Regions from separate parts of the Homo sapiens genome. Here region 1 is linked to region 2. A link is a contact called in ENCODE Hi-C or POLR2A ChIA-PET data. All regions are on one chromosome and are shown on one strand. The core of a region is the stretch at or near the end of the contact, and the rest is flanking DNA. Distances in the headings are between cores, read along the strand shown. Region 1 has its middle 20 kb from the start of IQSEC1. Region 2 overlaps IQSEC1 (IQ motif and Sec7 domain ArfGEF 1).

Evidence for each region. A loop is a pair of places that touch in the nucleus more often than their neighbours do. ChIA-PET counts read pairs that join two places held with the same protein, here RNA polymerase II (POLR2A). Pooled maps may share reads with other maps.
Region 1: a loop to region 2 is called in a map of GM12878, with 5 times the contacts of the local background. The contact joins two enhancer-like sites. A Hi-C loop is called at or near these places in 5 of 168 maps with a recorded cell type or tissue (B cell, GM12878, OCI-LY7 and 2 more), 15 of 37 single-sample maps with no recorded cell type and 8 of 50 pooled maps. POLR2A ChIA-PET finds 5 or more read pairs at or near these places in 3 of 52 experiments (B cell, OCI-LY7 and activated B cell).

The regions. Positions count from the first base shown.
Region 1 is chr3:13,091,102-13,094,763 of GRCh38, forward strand. It overlaps a transcript of IQSEC1 not described here. Among named protein-coding and RNA genes, the nearest start is that of IQSEC1, 20 kb to the left of the region's middle. Within about 2 kb of position 1,699, at least 10 of the 41 ENCODE cell types and tissues checked have a DNase peak (open chromatin) inside an H3K27ac peak, as active enhancers do.
Region 2 is chr3:13,044,559-13,048,298 of GRCh38, forward strand. The region is part of intron 1 of IQSEC1 (IQ motif and Sec7 domain ArfGEF 1); the gene reads right to left. Among named protein-coding and RNA genes, the nearest start is that of IQSEC1, 27 kb to the right of the region's middle. RefSeq lists enhancers at 1,125-1,204, 1,645-2,064, 2,420-2,938. Within about 2 kb of position 1,758, at least 7 of the 41 ENCODE cell types and tissues checked have a DNase peak (open chromatin) inside an H3K27ac peak, as active enhancers do.

The sequences.
Region 1 (3,662 bases), core at 449-2,948, 46 kb after region 2:
AAGACTTCTCGTCACTCCGGTCTTGACTCAGTGGACACTCTCTCAGGGAGGGCTCCTGCCCACCTCTGTCCTGCACTCCCTACGCCATCGCTCACTCAGGTGCATGCCTTGACCCCGTCACCACTCTCCGAGGGCAGCAGCATCGGTCTCTCTGCCAGGCTGCTGGTTGCTGTCCTCCTTCCTCATTGGCATACAGACTCCAGGAGGCCAGGGGAGTCTGTTTTATTCACTGAAGCAGGCTCAAGCCATAGACCGTGCCTGGCACATAGCAGATGCTCAAAAAATATTTGCCGAATGAATGAGGGAGTTTGTTTACAGGACAGATGCTGGAATGAGACCCAGGACAGTGTTGCTGGGCCTTTGACTTGGGCTTGGGCCTACTGAAACCCATGCATCTTTTCTCCCATCTCTTCCCCTGGCCTCCTGGCCTCCCTGCCCTCCCTGAGCACAGCCCTCCTTTGTGACTACTGCAGGAGCAGGGGCTGGGGTGTGAAAGGACCCAGAAGCCCAGGTGGGACGGGCCCACAATGCTCCCAGGAAGCCCGACTTGGCTGTGCCTCAGCCTTGCCCCCGCTGACCTGTCTGTTCACCCCAGCTGTTCCTATGACCAGGCCCTTGTCAGCCCTCCCTCTGTATTCAGGGAAACTGAGAGGTGCCTGAAGCTCCAACATAAAAAACAAAGACACAGGCAGGCAGAGGACACGTGTGGCACATTTGGGGAGTCTTCAGGGGTTTTCCTAGGAAAGCCACATCCTCTGTGGAAGCCTAGACTGTTCAGGCTTCCTCCCAGGTCTCCTCTTTGGTCTGGGAGGGCAGCTTGGGTGGGGTCGGGGTGGGCAGGACCTGGAGGCGCTGGAGCAGGGCAGTCATGGGGGAGGTGGTCAGTGTCCCCAGGCCCCCCAGGCAGTTCTAAGGGCCTGTGCATGGTCGAGGCCAGGAGGAAGCTAAGCACAGCTCTTTCTGGGGTCAAGCTACCCTGCACTGCGCGGGGTCAATTGCCCTGCACTGTGCAGGGTCAGAACTGACTGCATCAAAAGGGGCTAGTGAGATGCCTGTGCCTAGGGCTAAGCAAGCCAGCAGGGACATACCAGGCAGGAGAAGAAGACCTTGTGAGCTTCTGCCAGCTCTGAGGACACCGTATCACGGGGGTGTTTCCATAAAGTGCTCAGGGAAGTAAGTTCTGGGGTTAGTACAGCTCAAAGGCGCTAGGTGTAATGCTCAGAAGTTCCAGCAGAGGGCAGCGCGCGGCTGCTGCAAAGTCCTGCAAAGAGATACCTGCAAAACACGCCCCGGCTGACCACGGACGTCCCAGAACGCTGTTGACCTGGCTCCTTCCCAGGCCTGCCCAGGCCTCATTCCCTGGCCACATGTCCTCTCCCCATCTGGGTTAGGCTAAAATAATCCCAGGAACTGAGATGCTGCCAAGAAGACACAACACAGAGACAGGACCCTAAGGACCAGGAGCAGCGCGTGCCTGGGTGCTGGGGGCCTCTCTGAGACGGCGACATTTAAGCCAAGAGCTAAATAATGGGAGAAGTCAATTTTAGCCCCTAACCCGAATTATTTCTGTTCCCTCACCAGAACAATCTCAATGGTGTCTCCTCTATCAACCCCTCTGATGGTGGCCTCTTCGCGTAAAACAGTCCACCAACATTCAGGCCCTGCGCTCTCTGGCCCCACCCACCTTGCAGGGTTCCTGTCCCAGTGCCAGCCCCTCCTCACTCTGCTCCAGGCACGCTGGCCAACTTTCCATCTCCAAGGCCGAACTTCTTCGAGTCCCGGGGCCTTTGCCCTTGCTGTTCCCTCTGCCGCGAGCACTCTTCCCCCTCCCGTAGCCGGCTCCTCCCATTATTTAGCTCTTGGCTCAGAGAGGCCCCCAGCACCCAGGCACAAGCTGCTCCTAGTCCTCAGGGTCCTATCTCTGTGTTGTGTCTTCTTGGCAACATCTCAGTACTTGGGATTATTTTAGCCTAACCCAGGTAACAAGTGACTAAATCACATCTCGGTGGCTCCACACAGGTCCTGCCCCTGCCCAGGGCACAGTCTGTGGTTTCACCAACTCCAGCTGGGGAGGCGAGAGGATACAGAGAGGCATTAAGAGCAAATAAACAAACTCACTTATAAAGGAGACATCGTCCCTCAGCCAGAGCCTCAGCCCCATACCTGACAAGACTAATCGGGCTCAAGGACGGAAGGAGACCTGGGGCCTCCATCCCAGCCCTGCCTGCTGCAGGGATGCATGCTCCTCCAGCATCCCAGGCGGTGCCATCTGAGCCCCAGCACCTTCAGTGATGCAGAGTTTATGTCCTCACCGGGCCCCAGGGGAGACCATTAGGAAGCTTCCTCCACAGGAGGAGCTGGGCTCCACCTCCTGCCATGCGCAGACGAGGGGCTTCATCCAAGTAACTGGTCCCTGTGGCTCAGGGCAGGAACTGGGGAGGCAGGGCTGCCTCCTCCCCAAGCTCAGGGGATGCCACGAGGGAGGAGGTTATTCAGTGTGATTCCTACGTGTGTCCCCTTCATCCAGCACATGGGGTGTGTGGCAAACCCTGGACAAGGGGACACAAGACGCATGCAGCTACAGCCTGGCGGCAGGATCAGGCCCGAGCACTGATGACGACTGAGGCATACACAGTTGGATCCACTGTCTGGCATCCAGCCCCTCTTATCCCTGAACCTCCTCCCCACTGTTGGTCCACGTGACTCCGCTAGGTCTCCCCCTGTCCGTTCTCAGCACCCTCTAGGTCCAGGGATGTGCACGTGATCCAGCCTGGCCAATCAGAGCATAAATCCCTCTGTTCTTCATAGTGATTGGCTTAGAGATGGGCTTGTAACCTGAGTCAGGCCAATGAGAGTCAGCCCTGGCGCTTTTGCAGATCTGAAAAAGAGACCTCTTCCGGCTGGGGCCACTGAACTAACTGGCTGTGAGCCTGGGGTTCCTGGTGCCTATCGTGTTATACTGTAAGAGCAAACCTTCCCAAGAATGAAGAAACAGGGCTGAGGGATGAAGAGAGAGAGAGAACCGTGACATCCGATCAGGGTCCTCACTGATACACCGATGGTAGCAGGTGGCACCTCGTATCACAGTGGAGAAGCCGGTGCTGTGGGAGTTCTAGGATGGAAGGCACTTGTGGCAGGGAGATCATGGAAGAGGCAGGGACTGCATCAGGCCTTGAAGGATGAGAAAGTTAACACAGGAAGATGAGTGATCAGGCATTCCAGATGGAAGGCGAAGGCAAGGCTTGCAGGGGCTGACCTTGAAAAGAAGGATTTCACTTCCACCCCTCTCCCGGAGCCACCTGGAAGTCCCATCCCTGCTCTAGACTCCCTCCCCCAATCATATACAAAACACAAACCACAGAGGCTGGCGAGATGCAGAGTGATGTCTGAGCCCCTTTAATTTTGTTCCTTTTTGTCAGGAAGATCTGTGTCCACTCAACCTCTCTCTCCTCCTGACACCCCCCACCTGGTGCCAGACCCTGCACTAAGTACTGTTCGTGGATCAGCCTGTGAGACTGCTTCCACCATTCCCCTCATAATACAGTTGTGGAAACTGAGGACAGATAAATCAGGAGTATGGCCTGTTCCTGGCCATACTACTGGACAGAGGGCTGCAGGGCTCAAACTCAGGCTGACAGGCTCCAGCAGCCACGAGCTCCGGG
Region 2 (3,740 bases), core at 508-3,007:
AAGACACCCCAACTTGGGCTGATAACTGGGGGCAGGCAGGGGAGAGGCGATCTGCCGAGTGTGATGAGCCTGTTTGGCAAGGTAGCACAGGCGGGGCCAGCAGCCCTGAAGTGCTGCCCACTCCTCCCCCGCCCCCCCACACTCCTGGAGAAGGACATTAGCTTCCCTCTCACGCCTGTGGCAGAGGAAGCCGGCTGTGCCTTTGAAAGGCAGCAATTACTGGCTGGGACCTTTGTTTCTGAATTCCTAGGCTGTGCACAGGCCTCCAGAACCTCCGAAGGCTGGGATTCTCAGAAGCTTGCCCCCAGCAGCAGAGCTGGTGCCTCCACTGCACAAAAAGGGCACAGAGTTCTGGTAGCAGCGGGGGCCCTGGGCCCTAGTCCTGGACCTGGCACCAATGCTCTTCTGGTCTCAGGTACCCTCATCTGTGAAAGGGGAACATTGATCCTGGCCCTGTCTGTGTCTGAGGCTGCTGTGAGGGTTGGGAGTCAGGACGCATGCCAAGGCAAGATGGCAGGATGGGGCAGGCCCCACTTAGCATCTGCCTCCTGGCCACTCCTCCAGGCATGCTCCACCCCAGGGCCTCTGCACCGCTGTTCCCACCAGACTGTTGGGATGCTCCTCACCCCTCCTGTGCTTCCAGGCCCAGAGGCCTTCCCTGGCCACCCTCCCATCTCTGTCTATTCCCTTCACCTGGATTTATTTTCTCCATAGCTCTTGTCACCACTTGACACGTTATGTTAAAAACCAGTTTCTTTTTCTGCTTGCTGCCTGTGCTCCTGCCTGCCACAGATGCTCTGTGAAGGCAGCAGGACTGCTCAACGAGGGATCCTGAGTGCCCGACACCCGCAGGTGCTCAGGAAATGTGGCTGAATGCAGGCGGGGAAACAGCAGAGCTGAGGGGCTCCTACGGCCTCCGCTCTGATCCCTGCTCTGTCCTCCAGGGAGTGAGGCACTGGGGCATTGGCTCTGAGGTCAAGTGTGGCTCCATCCGATGGAGGGCTGTGCAGTGAGACCCAAGTGGGCAGGAGCACGGAACCTGCTAGGCCCCCACACATCCTAGAACAAAGAGCCCCATCCACACTCCCTGCATACCAGAACTTTCCTGGGCTGGCCTCGAGCAGGGCACCTGACTGACTGGCCGGCGGAGTGGACAATTCAGATGGAGCTGCAGTGGCGCCCGTGGCATGGGTGGGTGGTGCAGAGGCCAGGCTCAGCCCCTACAGGAGCCTCCTCAGCCTCCTTCCCTGGGGCCACCCTGACACAGGAACCCACACGCCTGCTGGCACCCTGAGCCATCCCATCAGGGGTGAGAGTGTGTGTACCAGTGTGAGCCCGCAAGCACATATGTGTCAAAATGGGGGCTGTGTGTTCACCCATGTGCAAAAGTGACAATGCTAGCATTTGACTACAGGAAGAACTGGGTGTGGGAATGTTCTGGAGTCTGTGTGTATACGTGTGTGCGTGTGAGATTATGCAATGGGCATATGAGGAACTACTAGTATGAGGGCAGGGAGTGTGCTACGGTGTTGGGCAGTATTCACACCAGGATACCCAAATGTTCAAATCCCGGCTCTGCCCCCGCAGTCTCGAATCCTGAGCAGGTGACGTCTGTGGAGTGGGCTAACAATAGCCCTGACTCGCTGGGCCATAAGGGCTGTCAGCTTTCACAAAGCAAAGGAAGTACTGTTATGATGATATGTGGGTGTGACTGTGGAGTGTCCGTGCAGAGGATCAGGTGACTGCGTGAGCGTGTCGCTCATGTGTGTACACGTGTGTACCACTTGGCTGTGTCCTCCAGGAGCGCACGCGGCGGGGCTGCCAGTCCCTAGCTGGCTCAGGGAAGCAGGGCCCAGATGGCCACCCCCTCGCTCCCTGCAGCCCAGAGTTTCAGAGTCGGTCGCTCTGACATCTCCTTCCTGTATAGCATCTGCTGCAACCCTGACACGTGGGGCCCAGCCCTTGGTTGCTGTCTCCAGGGACAGGGCCTACGACCTTGTGAGTCTCTTTTTGGGCTTGTTCAAAAACCCCCTCTCCCAGAAGCCAAGCTCTTTAGCAGGACGAAGCTCCCTCCCAAACCTCCCCCAACTCCCCTCCTCCCTCTCCATGGCCCGGCCACATCCACCCTCCACAGGTCCTTACACAGGGTGCTCCCTTCCGGGACCACTTGTCTCCCACCCTCCAAACAGGGAACCAGTCAACCTCTAGTCACCTCTACAACGCAGCACAGATGTCCCCTCCTCCCCAATTCACATCGATGCACCGAACACAGCCCTCTAAGCCACCTCCACTGCCAGGACAGTCTGCCTGTCACTTGTCTTTCTTGCCCACGAGACTGGAACAAGGATCTGCTGGCTTCCAATCAAGGGAGCTTTCCTCTAAGCGCAGTCTCCAGTATTTTTTTGTGTGTGTGAAAACAGAAAATGCTCTTTTTGGAAGACATCAAGATACAAAGCACACGGAAGCAGAGACCCTCAGACACCCCAGCTCCCACCAAGCGCAGCTGCACACCAATAGAAACCAACAGGCTTCTCCCCTGGGCTGCAGCCTTGGTCGTCATGGGAACTGCCGGCTGCAGGCTGGTCCTTGGGAGACCCACCAGCCTTGGATCTCGGAAGAACTATCAGCTGCAGCCTGATCCTCCGAGGGGCCTTCAGCTGAGCTCTGGTCTTTGGGGGCAGAACTTCGACTGCAGTCCTGGTCTTTGGGGGGACCTTGATTTGAGGGGAAACCACTCCAAGCTGTAGAAGCTCTCAGGGGACATATCAGTAGTACCTCTGGCCCTTGGGGGAATTTCAGGGCCAAATGGTGGAGCTAATTTCCCCCAAAGGGCTCTTGGAGGCCTGCCTCTGGGTGCAGATGGGCAGTGAGGACCTAAGGAGATCCTGGGGCAGGCTGGGGTGGACGGCAAGACAGTACCTGTAGCGGTCAGTGGAGAGGCTGCTTCCGGTGTCCAGGGAGCTCCTGAGGTGGCAAAAGCGAGACAGGGTTACTTATGGTCCCACACACACAGCAAACCCCTTGGGGGCCATGTCCACTCAGGCCCCAGCAGGTGGTCCCAGGACAGGTCCTGGGGCAACTGAGCAGCCCTGGGAAGAGCGTCTGCCCCACATGCAAGAAACCATGTGCTTTCTTTCCCCCTGCTGGCTCAACTGAGAAGCTGCCTTGTCTCTACCCCATGGCAATGTCAAGTCCCACTGCCCCCTGTTCAGATGGGGAAACTGAGGCTCAAGGAGAGGAAGCGCAGTGGGCAGGGTTAAAGGTCCTCTCTGGCTGGACCCAGACTTAACCTCGGGTATGTTTGACCTGAGCCACCATGCTCCTTCCCCAAAGAGCCCTGCACCAGGAATCTCAGCAGACCCATGGGTTTGGGCCCACCCAGCCTCCATGCCGGCAGCCCAGGGGCCCTGGAGCCCTGATTTCCTGCCCAGAGACTCGGCGTCCAGCTCTGGATCTGGGCCCAGGAGCCTGGGTCCTGCCTCCTGCCTTTGACCAAGTTCGGTCTGTGCTATGGGGTGTGGGCCTGGAGCCAGCCCAACTAGGATCACATCCCACCTCCACCCATGACTAGCCATAGACTTGGTGCCTGTCCCCTCACCTCTCTGTGCCTCAGTTTCCTCATGTGTAAAATGGGAGTAGGAAAAGCAGATCTCTCACAGGGGCAACGAATGCATCTGAAAGGACTGTCTCTTGTCTGCTCTGCCTGGCAGCACACCTCACATTCTGTGTCTTCAGGGCGT